2 separate regions of the Homo sapiens genome follow, and region 2 is linked to region 1. The links are chromatin loops, found by intact Hi-C in ENCODE. Cell type or tissue: PC-9. All regions are shown on one strand. Each heading gives the region's core, and the rest is flanking DNA. Links, peaks and the distances in the headings are about the cores only.

Region 1 (10,538 bases), core at 1,441-9,440:
TGAAAACAAACTATCCACTTAAGTGTATTTGTTTGATTTGAAATGAGAGTAGTTTTTCCATTGTAAAATCTTGTATATGAAAGTCATATTAAGTTTTAGTTAAAAAAAAGTGAGCTAAATCAATTAATACATATTATAAACTACTTTATAATACTATTAAATCTACTTAAACAATAATTTATATGTAAAACTCTCACAATGTCTGGTACATGCTGGTGCCACTAATATGCTTCTTTTTCTCTTTTTTAAATATATTATTTAAATATCAGTAAAAAAAATCAAATATTGTATTCAAAATAATTTGCTATAATTTATATGAAAGGTGTATATCATATATAATAAATTACTCCTCAAATATCCCTTTACTGTATCCATATAAAAAGTTTTAAAATAAAGCATTCTGTGAATTTTATGCAACAGAATATTAAACCAACTCTGTGTTTAAGGTCTGTTATTTCATAGGAAGGAGCATAACACGTGTAGAAATATTTCAAAAATTACAAAGCATTTAGAAACACATCACATAAAACTTATCCCATATATTTATTCAACTTTTGTCAGTTTACAGTAAGTGCTCTCATTTATTACATAGTTATCATACAAATTCTAGATTGAAGTGAATTATTTAAAATGAATCTTGACTCTTTTCAGTACATTATTTTGTTCCAGTTGCCTATAAATCCTCCAATAATTCCTTATATATATCATTAATATTATTACCTGAGAGTAACAGGAGTTAGAAGCTTTAAAATTAAAGCTGTGCCTTTGCTGTTAGGAATGAACACTTTGTTCCGTTAACCAGAACTACAAAGTCAAAGTAATTTACCTCTAGTTGAAAGTAATTACATTGAGAGAATGTAAGAAATTGTATTGATTATAAAGTAAACGAAAAATATGTATTCTATTCTTGTGAAAATGTCACAATTGGCCCACTCAATTATATAAGAAAATCTACCAAATATAACATTTATTTTCTACTTTTTGTAATAATTCAGTTTTAACATGTTTTTTCTATCTTGGCCTATTTGTGTATAACGCCTGTGAACTTTTCTATCTTTTATCTTTATAGAGTATATAGGATTTACCTTGTGATGAACTTTTATGCTGTCTTTTGCATTTATAATTACAATCATATTTTTAATGCTGCTTAGAACTTTACTAACAAAATGGATTATAAGTTTATTCTTTCTTTTTCTGGGTGTGCAATCTAATTATAATAAAAATTTCCTTATCAGATAGAATCAACATCAAAAATAATAATGTTAATTAAAGCAAAACAGCTACTATGTAAAATAATTAATAAAAATAATGATATATATATTTTAAATGTTTGTATAAATATATTGAAATGCATAATTATTCATCAAACTGCAATCTCTCAATGTAGGAGTATGGACCTAACTCTGAGAACAGATTTGTTGCTGTTCGGGGTTAACACCACCATTCTTGTAAAGATAACACACTGAGTTATTTATGAAGCTATTTATGAAGCCCAAAATTGATTGATTCTAAGTGAGGGAAGAACTTGAAGATTCTTTCAAAACACTAAGCGTGGCAACACTTCTAATTCTATAAAATTACCTGAGATTTTATAATTGCCTAACTGTTCTCCTTAATTGGAACATAATTTTAGCAAATCTCTTTTATGAAGTCTTGGGAAACTTTCAACTTAAAGTACGTTACACAAATTCTGAATCCATTCTGTGCGTATATCCCATTATTTTGTTTAATATTTAAATAAACTACATAATTACAATAAGAAGTTTGACTGGTTTGGAAATAGAACTTAAAAAAAAAATCCACCTTAGTCAGGAAAGAGCAACTGATTAAAACTGGCCTGCCATCACAAAGGATCGTAAAATGGAATAAAATATATAAAAAAGAAAATAGATAATGCTAAGAATGCTCTCTGGGAGAAGAGACTTACATAATCTGAGCCCCAGGACTATCTCAGGCTTTGATAATACATTCATTATGACCAAGTGAGGGATATCCTAGGAAAAGAAGACTGGTTGTTTAACATTTAAAAATCAGTGAATATAATTCACTGCACACATTCAATACACACATAATAAAAGTTAACAAATATGACATTTTTAACAAGAAATAAAGAACACTTAGCAAGTTACAAATAGAAGGAACTTTCTCAACCTGAACAAAACTGTAACTATGATCACCCTTATCAGTGAATACTGAATGCTTTATCCCAAGGATCAGAAATAAACAGAAATGTAAGGATATATGCTCTCAGAACTTCTCCTGAACACTATCTTTAGGGTTATAGTTAGAGTAAATAGTAAAAGAAATAAAAGTGATGTAAATTGCAAAATAAACAAATTTATTATCTATGAAGATTTATTATCTATGAAGATTTATTATGATTATGAAGAAAATACCATATAATATACAAAAAAATAGAATTATTAAAACAGTCTAGCAGTATCACAGGATACAAGTTCGGTATTTACATATATTTCTATCAGAATGAAAGTAAAGGAAGATTTTAACATCTAACTTATATAACATGAATAAACATGAAAACAAATACGTGAAATGTTTGTATGCTGAATTCTACATATGTTGCTTTGAGAAATGTTTAAAAGACCTAGATAACTGAAAACATACTGTGTTTACTCATGGATAAAATGCTCAATGTTGTTCATTGAGGTGTCCATGCTCCCAAATTGAAACTTAGATTCAGTGTAATACCAACCAAAAATCCGATATTGTTGAATAATTTGATAAGCTGATTCTAAAAGTTATATGCAACAAAAACTGTTCTAAAATAACCCAAACAATTTCAAAAAGGAGGAAGAAAAATGTAGGAGAACTCACACTATCTGATTTTGTGTCATTATAAAACTATAGCAATCATAGCACCGTAGTATTAGTATATACATTGTCAGTGGTACCAATGAGAGCCCAGAAATTGATAAATACACAAATGCTCAAGGGTTTATGGACAAACTAGCCATAACAATTAATTGAGAAAATGATAGCATTAAGACAAATGGTGGATCCATTGTAAATTCATATTAAAGAAAATTAAACTTGACTCTTACCACTCATCATATATAAAACATGGCCCAAAGGAAACCATAGATATAAATATAAAACCTCAAAGTTTAAATATATAAAACTAATAAAGGAAATTTTTGTTACCTTTTGTTTGGCAAAGAATTATTCGAAAAAAACACAAAAGAAAAAACATAAAAAAGCCAATAAATTGTAATTTTCTTTTTTTATTTTATTATTATTATACTTTAAGTTTTAGTGTACATGTGCACAATGTGCAGGTTTGTTACATATGTATACATGTGCCATGTTGGTGTGCTGCACCCATTAACTCGTCATTTAGCATTAGGTATATCTCCCAGTGCTATCCCTCCCCCTTCCCCCTACCCCACAACAGTCCCCAGAGTGTGATGTTCCCCTTCCTGTGTCCATGTGTTCTCATTGTTCAATTCCCACCTATGAGTGAGAACATGCGGTGTTTGGCTTTTTGTCCTTGGGATAGTTTGCTGAGAATGATGGTTTCCGGTTTCATCCATGTCCCTACAAAGGACACGAACTCATCATTTTTTATGGCTGCATAGTATTCCATGGTGTATATGTACCATATTTTCTTAATCCAGTCTATCGTTGTTGGACATTTGGCTTGGTTCCAAGTCTTTGCTGTTGTGAATAGTGCCGCAATATACCCTTGCGCTTCTCGAGTGAGGCAATGCCTCGCCCTGCTTCGGCTCGCGCATGGTGTGCTGCACCCACTGTCCTGCACCCACTGTCTGGCACTCCCTAGTGAGATGAACCCGGTACCTCAGATGGAAATGCAGAAATCACCTGTCTTCTGCATCGCTCACGCTGGGAGCTGTAGACCGGAGCTGTTCCTATTTGGCCATCTTGGCTCCACCTCCAATAAATTGTAATTTTCAAGAAAATGTTCTTTGAAAAACTCACTAAATACAGCGTTCATTAAGAAAATGAAAAGATAAGACACAAATATGTGAATATATTCAAAAAAATGAACATCTGATTAACTCATATATCTGCATATATTAAAATCTCAAATTCAAACAATAAAAATCTAAATAACTTTATAAAATTTTGCAAAATCCTGAACAGAAAATCCACCAAAGAAGAAAATGCAGATGGCACATGAAAATATTTTCAACATCATTTCTCTGTGGTGAAATGCAAATAAAAACCACAATAAGATGTCACTACATACTTATTAGAATGACGGGGAAAAATACCCTGGCAACACATGCGGAAGACGTGAAGCAACTGCTGATGGTAATGCAAAGTTGTATAGCCAGTTTGGAAAGCAATTTGGCATGTTTCCATAAACTCGAACATGGTATTTTGTTTGACAATCCCACACCTGGCTATTTACCCAAGACAAGTTAAAATGTGTGTTCTCACACACACACACACACACACACACACACAAACAAAATTGGGCTGGGCACGGTAGCTCACACCTGTAATCCCAGCACTTAGGGAGGCTGGCGTGGGTGGATCAGCTGAGATCAGGAGTTCGAGACCAGTCTGGCCAACATGGTGAAAGCCTGTCTCTATTAAAAACAAATGCAAAAATTAGCCAGGTGTGGCTTCCTGAAAATAATGACTCATAAGCTTGACTCATAAACTTGACTCATTAACGCAAAAGCTTCCTGAAAAGAATGACTCAAAGGTGTCCACAGTATCTACTTGTCATTCTCATTACATTTGAAAAAGGCAAAACTATAGGTAGTTACCAGGACTTGGAGGTGAGAGAAGAGAAATCCCTTTAACTTTTGTGGACGAAGGTTGTGGAAAGTGACTAGATGCCTCTGCAAAATTCATTATACTTTACACATTAAAATGGTAATTTTACTATGTAAATTGCTCTCCATGAAAGCTGACTTGTTAACAAGAGTGATGTATTCTGAGGCATTAAATTTGTAGCCAATGTATTTTTTTGGGTCTTTTTTTTTAAATGTTAGACTTCCATTTGACAACATTTTTCTAATGCATCATTCTAACAAAGTTCTTTCCAATGAACTTTTAGTAACAACATAAACTTTATCAATGTATTGCTTCTATTGAAATACTAAATATTATAAATTATTGAAAATATTCCGCATTTATGCTTGTCACTGGGTTGTTGACACCAAGATGATCTGAAGCAATAGTTAAGAAGTACCTTATACATAATTTCTGATGATTAACATTTTTTTATTTTCATTTCCTTTACCCAGAACTAAGGTGAAAACAGAAGACATTCCTTATCTTTAACTTTCGACAAGATATTTGTATATGTGTGAGTGCCTGGGTTTGTATCTTGGTTCATTCATTATGAGTGTCATATTTTCATTTATTTGGAAGTATTTGATTTGACTTAGTAGTATGTAGTATCACTTATGTTTTAAAAGGAACATTATGACAGCTGGGTGAATAACAAGAAGTCTAAGATTAAGACCCAAAGCCCAAAGGAAGCTAAGGTTAGGACCCAAAGAAAGCTCTTAAAATACCCCAGGTAAGGGGTGAAAGTTGTTCGAACTGCGGTGGAAGTGAGATAAATGATAGGAAATAGTTGACTTATAAATAGTTTTTAAAGGTATAGCTGACAAAAGTTTCCAATGGATTGGATGTGGAACATGAGAGAGAAGAGACAAATGACTGCATGGTTTATATGAGCAATCTGGACTATAGTCATCATTCCAAAGATAGATAAGACATCTGAAGAAGATTGAGGGAGAAATCAGATTTTACAGAGATTTACCTGCAGCATGTCGAGTTTGAGACCTCCAGGAGGAGATATTAAAGTGGCCAATATGGAATTCAGGGGAAAAATAACATTGCAGCTGCAGATTAAAATTTGAGAGCTATCCAATCCATGAGACTGAATGAAATCACCTTGGCAACAACTCAAGATACATTTAAAGTGTAAAACTTGGTGTCTCACAATTCAATACATAGAGAAGCGAGGAGGAACTAAACAGCATGCAGAAAGAAGAGCCAATGAAGGATGGAGTTAATCAAAAGGATATTATGTCCGTAAGCCAAAGAAAGAATCTTTTTCTTGAAAGAGTTGTTAATCGTATCAAATGTTGATGCTTTGTTGAGTAGAGGAATAGGATTAGGCTTTGGATTCTGCAACATGGAGGTTGAGAATGATTGTGCTGAAGTAGCAAAGTCAAGAGTCTTGTTAGAATGGATTTAAAACAGCATGGAAGAAAAGAGAGTACAAACTGTGAACAGAGTAAATTATTTCAAGGAGCTTTTCAGTCAAAAGAATGAGATAACAGAGATGTATTTGGAGGAGAATATTAGATCAACAGATGTTTTCAGGTTTTGTTTGCTTTGCATGAATTAATTTTATTTTCAGATAGAAAATAAAGCATGTTTTTGAGGACAGGGGCATGCTTTAGACAGTGAAAAAGTAAGAATTCAGGAAACAGGATAAAATAGAAAGAGCATTGTCTCACAGCAAACAAATAAGAACAGTATAAGGTCATGTGAAGGAGTGGCCAGAGACTTGGCATGGACAGTGCATTTCAGGAACCTGAAAAAAGCCATATTTACAGATATCAACATCCACTAGCTAGGTTGATATATAGGATGGCACGGGAATATGGAAACCCCTTTCTGATTGCTCTTATTTTATAAGTTTTTGGAGAAGCAATGTTATCTGATACAATACATGTAAAGAAATTGGAAGAGGTATTAGAAATTTAATGAAAGGAAACCTATAAAATAAATATCTAGCAATGCTGTGTAAAATTATTTGAGTGATTTGAAGTTTCTTTTGAATAAAGAAACTTGTTCTAATTGTCTTACAATATGATACTAACACTGGGATATTGCAATTAATAAATCATCAAATGTATTGGCACATTAAGTAAATGTGGTGGATATTGTGATTGTCTCATCAAATTGCTCCTTATTGTGTAGAACCTAAAAGGTATGAAAGGAGTTAACCATGAGCAATAATAAAAATATAGGCCTGATGGTCCTGAGTCAGTGTCCACATGCCTTTCATTTTGTTACAATAATTCATCCACTTATGGACAAATTTCATGTATTAAATACATTTTTAAGGCAGTGAAAGGAGATTAATACATTAAAAAAAAACTGAAAGCAGCAACATTTTTAATGGCTATGTAAAATGACAATTTATCTCCCCAGGTTGTGAATGAGAATGCATGAACCCAACTTTAGCGTCACTCATCTTATTACCATGTTACAAGTTAACATACAATTTGTTACTTGTTACTATAATATAGCAACATGAAGGAAAAAGGTGACGTTAAAAAATTCAGAAGATGAAAAATCAGGGAGAATTGGAGACAGATACCTGATCAAAGCAAACTCATAGCTTAATTTACCTATACACTTTACAGATACATGAGCCAATAAATCTCTTTTAAATTTGAGAACAAATTCAATTATTTTTACTTGTGTGCTTTTTTACATATAAGTAAAAACATTCGAACAAATTCTGGCAGCCACCTCCAAGACGATACCAATTATTCCAGCCTGGTATTCATATCCTTGTATAATGGCTTTCCATATTTAACAAGGTTTTCCATATTTAATAATATTAAATACAATATTGCAGAAGTAACAATGTGTAATTTCTGAGGCTAGGTCATAAAGAAGATGGTTGCCTTCAGGTCACTCATTCTTGGATAACTCACTCTGAGTTGGCCAGCTGCCATGACAATCAAGACACTCAGCAGTCCTATGAAGGAGTCCATGATGTGAAAAACTGAGTTCTTTGCCAAAAACCAGCACCAACTTGCTAGTTATGTAAGTGAGACATGTTGGAAGCATCTCCCTGGGGCCCAGTCACATTTTGAAATAATTACAGCCCTAATCAAAATCTGGGTGACAACCTCTTGAATACCTCTGAACCTGAATAACCCACGTAAGCTGTTCCCTTATTACTGAGCCAAAGAAACTGGGTAACACACTATTGTTTATTGATGTTTTCTGTTACTACATTATGAAGTAATCTGTTATATGGCAATGGATTGATACATATATGTATACACAATATTCCTGAAAAGCATTTTGTTTGATTACTTTTGATCATTGGTTAAGGCAATACTGATTTCTTTCTGTGCTATTCCCTTCGCGAGCTAAGTAAAAGTGCTAATTAGGATCTCTTTGTGTGCTAAGGGAAATTGGTAATACAAACACATTTGTGGAAGACAAATTGCATACATCAAAATAAGCACATTGATAATAATAAAATAATGTTTATAAGCTACAGGGACTTAAAAATACTCACTCCGAGGTGACGGGTTTTTATATTCTTAGATGCAGCTGCTAACCAAAAATAACTTCATATTAAAGGGCAACAAGGAATACACTCACAAACACTAAATTTCATTTCTATTATCTGACATTAACAGTTGGATTACATTTGAAATTTGTGGATTCTAGTCTTTGGATATGTTTGCATGAGAGTCGAGAAAAAAATAACTAAAAAGACTCAATGAATAAAGAAAACACAAACATTGGTTTGTGGACTCTTATGTCCACAAGTGAAAAAGAGAGCTGAAGCAATGTATACAATATGCAATTTTTGTTGTTTCATTTGTAAATTCTGGAAATAGCAGAAGCTTTCAGACACATTGAAAGTTTCAATAAAGTATCATCTCCCAAACTTTGGCTCTTTTGGAAATTTATCTATTATACAAGCAATGAATGATTAGAGTTTCCTTTTGGTGAACTGACCAGGTCAAAGAAATTTTTACATTTAGTGCACAGAACAAGGTTAAATAGGATATTTGCATTAAATGAAGAATAAATTGTGTAGTGAATCATGAAGTTGTTGAGCTGGTATGATGGGTGGAGAAACTAGGAGCAAATTATATTTATGTATTTAACAAAATTTACTAACCACGTTCTATACACCAAGACATTCACTAAGTATTTGACAATACTATGATGAACAAAGATAAGTTAGACCAGATTTCTAAACTTGACATGGTTACAAGCCCATAGAGGTGAAAAAATACTACAATGAAATGCAATAAGTGTTATACTTAATGCATGCAGAACATTTAACTGTGGAAGAAAAGAAACTGTACATTTGTCTAAGTTGTTGAAAAACTTTTACAGTTGTGACATTTGAAACAGTTCTTACCAGTAAATAACTTTGGAAAGCAGAGCAAAATGAAAACAGGTCACTGAAAGATGAAAGGGTTATGAAATTATTGAAAAAACCTGGCCTGTTTGGAGACTATGATGAAAAGCGTAATACACATTTTTCAGAGGATTAAGCTGAAAACAGAGAGGGCTGAGTCTTGTTAAGGAAATTGATACACGTGGAGTTTATTTCTTAGACAATCAGGAAATGTGTACGTATCTCTGTGCATATGTTTGTCATAGGATTGGAACTAAATGGAGCTATGATTTAAATCAAATTGTGGTTAGAAACAATGTTTCTTAACCTTAACTTTACATTGGATTCATATAGGGCAATGGTCCTTAAACTTTAGCATGAATGAGAAACAGATGGAAGGCCTGGTACAACCAGGGTCGCTGGGCCTCAACCACAGAGTGTCTGATTCACTAGATCTGGGCCAAGGCCTGAGGATCTGCATTATTTGTTCCCATGGAACACACTTTGAGAGCTACTGGTTTGGAATGTAAAATGCTGAAGACCTTCTCCAGGAAAAAATGAATCTCAGAATCTCAGATGAGCAGTGGGTATGGCACTCGAGGTGATTCAAAAATATAATGTGTAGTCAGGTTTGAGATCCAGATATTGTGAAAGATCACTCAGATAACGGTGCAAATGATACAGTCTATGGTACTGTGATGGTTAATTTTATGTGTGGACTTGATTGAGCCATGGAGTGCTCAGATATGTATAGTTACACATTATTCTAGGTGTTTTTGGATGAGATTAGCATTTGCATCAGGAGACTGAGTAAAGCAGACAGTCTTTCATATTGTTAGTGGGCCTCATTCAATCAGTTGAAGGCCTGACTAGAACCAAAGTAATTCCCCCCCAGTGACAGAGAATTCTCCTGCTTCACAGTTTTGCATGAGTTTTTCTGGTTCTATAGCAGTCTGCCTGCCTTCAGACTCAAAGTGGGATACAGAGTCTGCAGATTTGGGATGTGATAGCTTCCATAATCATGTGAGCCAATTTTTTATAATAAATCTACCTGTTCCCCCTCTCTCTTTCTCTCTCTCTTTCTCTATTTATCAATCTATTTCCAGATCTCAATATATGTACATATGTAAGTGTGTGTATGTGCACATACACATTACACACACACACACACCCACGCATCCTCCCTATCGCTCTGTTTCTCTGGAGAATCCTAATACACAAATTCAGACACATTTGGAATCAGAAGAGAATATGCAGGGCAACCTTTACTCATCCCTCACCTCAAGACTGAATCCATGCATTATCCTCCCTATGAAACCTTCACTGATCCTCTTAGAGTGATTAAACTACCAGTTTTGTAGCCCCTAAAAAATCTCTCTTATCCCTAAAAAATCCTCTTTCTGCAGTAATTTTCCATAAT
Region 2 (10,538 bases), core at 1,631-9,630, 220 kb before region 1:
ACAGAGTCCTGGGCCTGGTCCATGAAACCATTTTTCCTTCTTGGGCCTCCAGGCCTGTGATGGGAGGGGCTGCTGTGAAGATCTCTGGCATGCCTTAAAGACATTTTCCACATTGTCTTGGCTACTAACATTCAGCTTCTTATTATTTAGGCAAATTTTTGCAACTGGCTTGAGTTGTTCCCCAGTAAATGGATTTTTCTTTTCTACCACATAGTAAGGCTTCAAATTTTCAAAACCTTTGTGTTCTACTTCCCTTTTATACATAAATTCAAATTTTAAACTGTCTCTTTGTAGATGCATATGACTGAATGTTTTCAGAAAAAGCCTGTTCACATCTTGAACATTTTGCTGCTTAGAAATTTCTTCGGCCAGATACCCTAAATCATCTCTCTCAAGTTCAAAGTTCCACAGGTCTCTAGGGCAGGAGCAAAATGCTGCCAGCCTCTTTGTTAAAGCATAGCAAGAGTGACCTTTCTCCAGTTTTCAGTAAGTTTCTCATCTTCATCTGAGACCACCTCAGCCTGGACTTCCTTGTCCATATCACTATCAGCATTTTGGTCAAAACCATTCAACAACTCTCTAGGAAGTTTCAAACTGTCCCACCTCTTCTTATCTTCTTCTGAGCCCTCCAAACTGTTCCAATCTCTGCCTGTTAGCTAGTTCCAAAGTTGCTTCCACATTTTCAGGTTATCTTTATAGCAGTACCCAACTCTGAAGGTACCAATTCTATGTACTTGTCCATTTTCACACTGCTATAAAGATACTATCTGAGACTGAGTAATTTATGAAGAAAAGATGTTTAGTTGACTCACAGTTCCATATGTCTTGGGAGGCCTCAGGAAATGTACAATCATGGTGAAAGGTGAAGGAGAAGCAAGCACCTTCTTCACAGGACAGCAAGAGAGGGAGATAGCACAGGGGAAACTGCCACTTTTAAACCACCATACCTCATGAGAACTCCCTCACTATCAGAAGAACATCATGGGGGAACGGCCCAATGATCCAATCACCTCCCATCAGGTCCCTCCCTCAACACATGGGATTTACAATTTAAGATGAGAGTTGAACACAGAACCAAACCATATCAATTTTATTGTCAAATTGATTGGAAATTCCTCTTACCTCATCTTATTAAATGATTCAACAGCAATTGATAAATTCAACCATTCTTTCTTTCTCTTGCAATAATCTTCTTGGGTTCCCTGAAATGAAGATCTTTAGTGGTTTTACATATATGTTTTGTTCACCTTACTTTGCCAGACCTTTTTACAGATTTCCCTATTTCATTGGCATACATCAGATCTTTGTTTTCTTATCTTTTTCTACCATCTCCTTAGGTAAAATAAACAGTTTGTTGGTTTGTTGCTTTAGCCAACATATTGTGCTGATGCGTTCTTCTGTTACCTCTTTAGCCTTAACTTTTCCTCTGAGTACCAGTCTCGTATATCTAAATTTATACTTGACATCTTCATGTAGATGTCTTTCATGCATTGTAAGCATATACTAAGTAGAAATGGTCATTTCTCTCCCCAAATCTTTTTCTCCTTGAAAATACTACATATCAGAAAATAGTGCTGGAATTCATCCAGATATTCATGCAAGAAAAATTGGAGCAATTTTTCAGTTACTTTTTCTACCTCAGCCATTATATTCAAGCATCAGTCTTTCTTATATTTTATTATTTTATTTATAATCTATCCACTTTTTTCTGATCTCCACTGTCTTCACCTTAGTTGATCTCTTCTATGGCTTATTGCAATAGCCTCCAAACTCATCTCTAGATGTCTCTCTTGATCCTTCCAATCCATTCTCCACAAAGTAGCTAGAATATTTCAACTAAAATATTTTTATACTGCACTTGGAATAAAGCATTGGCTCTTTACATTAGGCTAGTAAGGTCAATGCTTTCTCTTGTCCCATTTGTCATTTGTACTTCATCTCAATAGCACTCTCTCCATTTCTATTAGAGTCTAGGAAAATGGTCTTGGGTTACACTTACATGCCAAACTTTTTCTCCATTATTGCAGATTTTCCTCTGCCTTCCACAGTCTTCACTTCTATTTTGTTTAGCATGATCATGCTCATTGGTTTTCTGGGTAAGACCCAACATTTTAAAGAGTGTCTCCTTTTTCCTCAGAATTGACTACATTTGGGCAAATTCTATGACAAATCTATAATTTCAAAGCAAACTCTTCTTATTCTTCAGTTCTTAAAATAAATGTCACTTTATCAAAAAACTCGCCTGATAATTCTTTGCAAAGCATTCTCCATCTTAGAGTATTATCCCTTACCCAGTTTTCTTCAAGCAGATATTTAAATTACCGTATATTTCATTAAGCTGGTATCTCATTGGTGGCCCAGAGTTATTGCATATGGTGCTGGGAAAACAGCAACTTTGCTACATAATGATATATTGCTTTTGTATCACCCATAATTTTTTAGACTTTAGAAAAGGATACTTTGAATCTTATTCAACAATTATTATCTTATCCATGTAAAAATGTAACTATATGTAAAATAAATGGTGAAGTTTAACCTTAACTTTAACCTAAACCTTGAATTCGAAGTTCAACTTTCCTAAGTTGTATTTTGATGCAGATATTGCTGTTCATGTTTTTCATGCAACAATGTCCTTCCCACTGTTAAGGGATTGGCAAATGCAGGAAAGAAAGAAATAATTTATTCAAATATTGCTTTGCCTATGTTTCCCAATTTTTAAGTCAGCTGTTGGCACATATTTTGCAAATTTTGAAGTCAGCATGTTCTGAATCTTAGCAGGAGTCATCGAGATTCTGCACTCTTACTTCTTCTTCAAATAGTTCTGAAATATCCTGTGTGCTGAAATACCAATGGATGTAGCTTTCCAGATACTACACTAGGAGTAACAAGCAGACACTTTTTCATGAGTGTGTTCTTTAATTGTTGACACCTCTGTCTATACCAAGCAGGGCTGCCTTATCACATCCACTTCTTATAAATTTCAGCTGGTTCAATCATTTCCCTTATCCTTTGCCCAGTAGGCAGCTCTTTCTTTCATTTGTAAGTTGAAGGGAAATTCCCTTTCCTTTATTGTATTTTATTTTTATTTTATTGAAAGGCACTGTTATATCTGTGAATTACTTTTCCTAATATTTGGGGCATTTTTCAAATAAAATAATACCTAATTCCACTGCTTTGATGATATATAAACAGCCTAAACCAATATATATATAGGTAGATAATAACTTTTACTAAAAGACTGCATTCTGGACCACAGCAACAGGAATATTCTATTAATCAGGCAATGAATACTAAGTTCAGAGATGTTAAAACGTACATTAAAATTATGTGTATTTTAGTATGAGTGAAATAAAGGATATCTTTTTTATTACATTTTTTTACTGGCTAACTATCCCTCTGGATTGAAAGTTGAATAAGGCTGTGTCTATTGCATTCACTTTGATCAAACAGACTAAGGTAACATCTGATTAATATTAGCTGTTGAACAAATTCCACATATATTTGTCGAATAAATGTATAAATAAAACCTCATAATGGAAAACTCTCCAAAGTATGAGTTTATTTATAAAAGGTGAAATTAGCAAATGCACTAATTAAAATAAAATTATATCAATCTTAGGACTCCTGGTTTTTGTAAAGAAAATTTCAGTTTTTTAGTAAAAAGATTTTAATATGAAAATGAAATAGTCAAGTACAATATGTACTTTCATTATTTTATTAAACTTCACCATGCGTGTTTGTCTTAGTCCAGGTTGCTATGACAAATTGCTATAGACCAGATAACTTAAACAACAAACATTTTTAATTTTTACAATTTTGGATGCTGGAAGTCTGAGATCAGGGTTCCAGCATGGTTGGGATTTTGATGAGGAACTTCTTTCTAGTTTTGAAGGACCATCTTCTTCCTGTGTCCTCACAAGTTAAAAAGCGAGGAAGCTAACTGGCCTCTTCTAAGGTCACAAATCTTATTCCCGAGGGTTTTACTTTCGTGACCTAATTACCTTCCAAAATCCCTACTCCCAAATACCATCACATTGAGATTAAATTTTCTACATATGCATTTTGGGAGAACACAAACATTCAGTTCATTGCATTCCACTTCTGGCTTCCCAGAATTCATGTGCTTTCTACATGCAAATGCATTCATTTCATCTCAATAGGCCCAAAATTAACTCACTCCAACATCAACTGTAAAGTTAAAAGTCCAAAGTCTTGTCTGAATTCAATATGATTAGGATTTGAGGTACAAATGTTCCTCAGACAAAATTCTTATCTAGCTGTGAAACTGTAAACTCTCATGTATTTTTTAGGGCTCTTCAGAGAGATAAAGCTAATAAGATAGATAGATGGACAGGTAAATTGATAGAAAAAGAAAAGAAAAGAGAGAGAGAAAAGAAAGAAAGAAGAGAAAGAAAGAAGGAAGGAAGGAAAGAAAGGAAGGAAGGAAGGAAGGAAGGAAGGAAGGAAGGAAGGAAGGAAGGAAGGAAGGAAGGAAAGAAAGAAACACCGAAAGAAACAGAAAGAAAGAAAGAAAGAGAAAGGAAGGAAGGAAGAAAGGAAGGCAGGCAGGGAGGGAGGGAGGGAGGGAGGGAGGGAGGGAGGGAGGAAGGGAGGAAGGGAAGGAAAGAAAAGAAAAGAAAAAGAAAGAGGGAGAGAGAGGAAGGAAGGAATGAAGGAAGGAAGAAAAAATATGAGAAGAAATTTATTAGAGGAATTGGCCCATGTGATTCTGAAAAGGTCTTATAACAGCTTGCCGTCTGCAAGTTGCAGACCCTAAAATGCCAGTAGCATGACTCAGTCAAGGCCAAAAGCCTCAGAACCAGGGCAGTGATGGTGTAACTCTCAGGCCAAGGCTGAAGGCCTGAGAACCCCAGGAGGTTACTGGTATAAGTCCTGGGGTTGAAAAGCAAAAGAGCCTGCAATTCTAATGTTCAAAGATAGGAGAAGACTGGTGTCCCAGTTCCAAGACAGAGAAAAATAAATTGCCTTTCATTTGACTTTTTGTTCTGTCTGGGCCCACAGCCAGTTGGATGATGCCTGCCCATATTAAGGACAGATCTTCCCCACCCATTCCACTGACTCATTCACCTGTCTCCTCTGCAAACACTGCCACACACAGACACACCCAGATATCATGCTTTACTAGCTCTCTAGCTATTTCTTAATTCGGTCAAGTTGATACCTAAAACTAACCATCACATTAAACAAGTTATGCGCTTCTAAAAAAAAATGGTGTGACAGAAATAAGATAGACATTGCCATTCCAAAATGGAGAAATAAAGAAGAAGGAGCCAGGACATGGTGGCTCACGCCTGTAATCCCAGCACTTTGGGAGGCTGAGGCGGGTGGATCACGAGGTCAGGAGTTCAAGACCAGCCTGGCCAAGATGGTGAAACCTCATCTCTACTAAAAATACAAAAATTAACCTTGCGTAGTGGCAGGCGACTGTAATCCCAGCTATTCGGGAGGCTGAGGCAGATAATTGCTTGAACTTGGGAGGCGGAGGTTGCAGTGAGCCGAGATTGTGCCATTGCACTCCAGCCTGGGCAACAGAGCGAGATTCTGCCAAGAAAAAAAAAAAGAACTTATTTTCCATATTTCTAGCAACATTCTGTACGTAAGTATTCATGTATGCTTTAAGATGAATAAAGCTTTCCTTAAAGCTCCCATCTTTTCCTTTTGAGTCTTTACCAGATCCACTTAATTCCCTTCAGTGACAATCTTAGGTTTTTCTAGCATGCACTTCAAAATTCTTCCAGCTTCTACCCATGACTCAGTTCCAAAGCTCTTCCACAATTTCAGATATTTTTTCCAGAACCACCCAACTTATTGGTACCAACTTCTGTCTTAGTGAGCATGGCTGTTATAAACAAATTACCATAGACTGTGTTGCTTACAAAAACCAAAAACTTACTTCTTACCATTCTGAAGGTTAGAAGTCCAAGATATGGGTATGAGTGTGGTTAAGTTCTGGTGAGGACCCTCTTCCATGTTGCAGACAGTCTACTTATCCTGTACCTTCACATGGAGGAAAAAGAGCTAGCTAGCTCTTCAGCCATTTCTTATAAGAGCGTTAATGCAATTCACGAGGGTCACCCTGTGACCTCATTACCACCCAAAGACCAGGACTTCAAACACCATCAGATTGGGATCAGAATTTCAACTTATGTATGAGATGGAGAGATCAATTTCAGTCTGTTGTGCTCTTTCCATCAAAATTTGGAAATTTAAATGCTGATGTTTAACATTATAAAATATTTTTAATTTATCATACTGCCACAGGGATACCTCTAAATTCTGTTCTTGAAGCTAACTGTCTTTGCAACCCAAAAGAATATTACATAAAGGAATCAAGAACACTATGAATACATTGTTTTCCCAGAAAAGTTTTGTGAATGTTGTGTGATTGCAATATTTCTATTTTTATTTAAAACTTCAATAGTTTGTAGTCTTTTTTTTTTTTTTTGTAAATTGTCAGTTACAAGTTTACAAACTATGAGGACTGGTTGATCCTCATATAAAGATGTGTCTTGTCATGTGCCTAGTGATACATCTTCTCTCACCTCTAGTAAAAGAAACGGCAGGGTTTTACCCTGACAATGTCACAGAGCTGTTTCAAATTCCCTTACTTATTTCTCAGTGTTTATAGCTTGTGCAGCTGTCAGCAGCAATGGCTTTTTCTTTGTTAGGCAGGGAAATGTCTGAACTTATAATTAGACCTCAGTTATGAAAATGTAACTAGTTAATCATAGCTTTAATTAGGGCTTTTGGACTCCAGAGGGATTTGAATATATCCAAGAATGGTGGAACACAGCAGCCAAAGCTTGCCTAAATTATTTTAGAGTTTATTTTCTAATTCACATACAGATGTTCATCTTCACTATATGGCCCATAATTATCATCTGAACTATTATTTAGTTATATTATCTAAAATGTTTATATCAACCGTAATACCATTATTTAAATTTGAAACTTCTTCTCTGATGAAATTATTTTAATTATACCAGTGAGATATGTGTAAGCAAGACAATAGTAACAATTTTTTAGCCACATCATAACACTGTGATATTAACATACGTGATCAACTTAATACAAACAAAACTACAAAAACAAATTTTAAATTAGAATAATAAAGTTAATATGATGGCTTATGTTACCCAATTAAAGATAAATCACTGATACGGATCAGATTCTTTTGTGTTAAGTCTAATGTGTGATTTTTCAATTTTCTCTCTTCTTTTCTCTATTGCAACTTTTGTGATATTTTTCTTAGTTCAACATAATCTTGTACCACTTGTACTTCACTAATGGCAAATACTTCATGAATTCAGTCTTTTTCCTACTAGCCTCGACAGGCCTCAATGTATGTTTCTCCCCTCCCTGTGTCCATGTGTTCTCATTGTTCAGCTCCCACTCATAAGTGAGAATATGTGGTATTTGGTTTTCTGTTTCTGTGTTTGTTTGCTGAGGATAATGGCTTCCAGTTCCATCCATGTCCCTGCTGCAAAGGACATGATCTCATTCTTTTTTATGGCTGCATAGGATTCCATGGTATATATATACCACATTTCCTTTATTCAGTCTATCATTCAATGTCTTTGCTGCTGTGAATAGTGCTACAATGAACATGCAAGTGCATGTAGGTTTATAATAGAATAAACTGCCTAATTCAGCTAATTCAGCAGTATTTTCTATCCTTCATTTCTTGATTAGATTTCACAGATTATGAGCTCAACAACAATACTTAAAATACTGCCAACTCCCTTATACCTTTAACTTTTTTTTTTTTTATTGGACTGGCAATATCCTCACTCTGGCTAAACTCAACTTTCTCTTTTCTCCATGTGAGAGTTGTTGGAGAAAGTTTCATCAGAACAAGCAAAGTTCATCATAAAATTCAAATGACCCCCAACACCTGAGGAATTCTGTTAATTTTCCCAAATCAACTCATACTTTGAAATTACCTTTTAAAAATGCTCTGTTGTCATGTAATCATTCCTCCTAAATTCACAAGCTCAACACATTATTATCTCTCCTAAGTTATAGATATTGTAGAAACAACCAGAAAAAGCCAACCCCCTCCATCTTCATTCCACAAATATACAAACACAAAAGCCTATCTGCAGCTGTAGCTACAACAGCCTCTGTTTCTTTGTTGTTGATTCTTTAAAGGAAGAGTTGGCAAACTGTATTATATGGGCCAAATATGGCTGTCTGCTTGTTTTGGCAAATAGAATTATACTGGAACACAATAATGTCCATTCTCTTACCTGTTGTTAATGTCTGCTTTCCCACTTAAATGGCAAAGTTGAGTAGTTTTAACAGAGACTGTGTGTTCCTAGAAGCCAAAAATATTTACACTAGTCCTTTACAGAAAATGTTTACCAAATCTACACTACAGCAACTAAAAATTTAATGCTAAATTTCAAAATACTTGCTTCGGACTTTATTATTTTCAATCTTCTCAAGAAATTTTTGAATTTATAATACATTTTTTTTATTTTATTTTATATTCAAACTTGTTCCTCAGGCTAGATTCTTTTTTGTTGCCTTTTAACTATTCTTAAATATCTTTAATATTAAAACATCAACAACCATCACCAATCAACTAAGCAACCAACCAGCCTTTGACCATATATCTTCCTGTTGCTATCATAATGATCTCGTCTCCTTTCAAGCCAAAATTGTTTAAATTTTCTTTATTCCTGACATCTATTTTACCACTTCTTATTAATCCTCTGCACAATATTAATCTGGCTCTAATTTCCATCTCCCCAAGAAAATAGTAGATGTTAAGCTCACCTGCATCCCCCATCACCTACACTCCATCATCTATACAATTGTTCCCAAAGTTTGCTATGCAACAGAATTGTTTGGAGAGTTTAATAAAACACTGATTCTTCAAAAATACTTTCAGAATTTCTGGTTCAGCAGGTCTAGGCTTTGATCTAAGATCTGCATTTCTAACAATTACATATTCTCACCATTTCAGATGCTGCTACTCTGGGGATCAAACATTGAGAAGCACTTATTGGCCTATTGAATATTTGTAAGTGCTCTTCTTTGACACTGTTGAAAATGTTCTCCTTAAAACATTTCATTATTTGGCTCCTTTGATAACACATACATCATTTTCTTTCTACCCTGTCTGTTCCTTTTCAACTTTGTTTTAAAATCTTACCCTTCTTTACTAGTCTTTACATTTTTAAAGTTTCTTCCACTAGCAGAGTTTATCTCTTTTACCTCCATACTGTCCTTGCAAGAGTCCCCAGTTATTCACAACCCTGCACTAGCTTCTGTTATCAACTACATGAATACATTCCAAATTTATATTCCCAATCCAGGACTCAACTCTGATACACAAAGTTACGCAATTTCCTATTGCCATATCTACATGCCATGCATGGTACCTCAAAATGTTTAAGAATGAATTCATGATCTTCACTTTCTAAAATGTGTTCTTTCTATTTTTCCTGAGCTTCAAAAACAAATGAACAAACAAACACAACTGTCACACCAGCTGTTCATGCAGGAATACTTTTATTCCTTATCTTTTCCAAATTCAAGCTATCGCCAAAGGCTATTGGTTTTACCTCTTAAATATTTTAGAGATTCCCACAATTTTATGATCTTGACTTTTAGTCAAAGTACACCTATATTTTTCCCTAGATAATTACAACAGAGTTCTACTTGATCTTGTTTTGCCCACTCTAACCCCTTTCAAACACTCCCTTTTATAGATTGTATTTGCTTGATTTTTTAAAAACAGAAATATGAACTCAACCTAACCTGTTTAATAACTTTTAGTTCTTCATAGATGAAGCACTAGAACTTAATTTTACATTATTAGAATAAAACCTGTAACATGGGCTACAGAGCCCTCCATGGTATGACTCCTGCATCCTCACTAATCATGCCATAATTTTCCTTGCTGTGGCCAAGCTCACCTTACTTTATTTTCTTAAATATATATGGTCTCCCAACCACAGAGCCCTTACAGATTTGATTCCTTCTTTCTAGGAAACCATCCACCATAAATGTGCTTAATCTGAACTGTGAAGTCTCATGTGGCACAAATGACTTCCCCAACATTGTGGTAAGAGGGTGACTTTAGCTTGGCTTCCACCTAACTAGCTTGTGCCACTAAAGACAACCCCAACCCCCATGCAGAGTCTTTGCTCAGGAAAGAGCAATGCTGCTGAACCACAAAATGTATTTTGTCTCAATCCATTTTCTGTAACTTTCCACTTACTCCCCTTCTGTAATTTTCTATTTCCTCCTCACTCTGCCCCATTTGCTTCCCCCATAGTTCCCTAGTTCTTTTTGTTCCCTCTTTTACTTTCCCACAGATCTTTTCTGTTTTCTCTCTGTTCTCCCTTTAAAAACCTAGTTACTTTTGTCTCAGTGGGAGTTGAGCTCAGTTTGTACTAGAATCTCTCCATCACTGCAGTACTCAAAATAAAACCTGTCTTTCTGTCTTTTACAAGTGTCCAGTGCTGTTTCACTCTGACATTAATTAGCACCTACTAAACCTTTAT

The links. Peaks named below come from ENCODE experiments on the same cell type or tissue, not always from the same donor. Only the 100,000 strongest peaks of a DNase experiment are listed, where the experiment ranks them.
Region 2: it touches region 1 in a loop (12-fold over the local background); 4 of 110 quality-filtered maps call a loop at or near these places.

What each region holds. Positions count from the first base shown.
Region 1 is chr5:19,527,191-19,537,728 of GRCh38, forward strand. The region is part of intron 9 of CDH18 (cadherin 18); the gene reads right to left. Among named protein-coding and RNA genes, the nearest start is that of CDH18, 460 kb to the right of the region's middle. RefSeq lists an enhancer at 3,929-5,128. In PC-9, for the core only: no CTCF peak of the experiment used is centred there; DNase peaks (open chromatin) are centred at 4,291 and 4,661; H3K4me3 peaks cover 734 bases; H3K27ac peaks cover 2,430 bases.
Region 2 is chr5:19,310,093-19,320,630 of GRCh38, forward strand. No RefSeq gene overlaps it. Among named protein-coding and RNA genes, the nearest start is that of LINC02100, 570 kb to the left of the region's middle. In PC-9, for the core only: a CTCF peak has its summit at 4,962; a DNase peak (open chromatin) is centred at 4,929.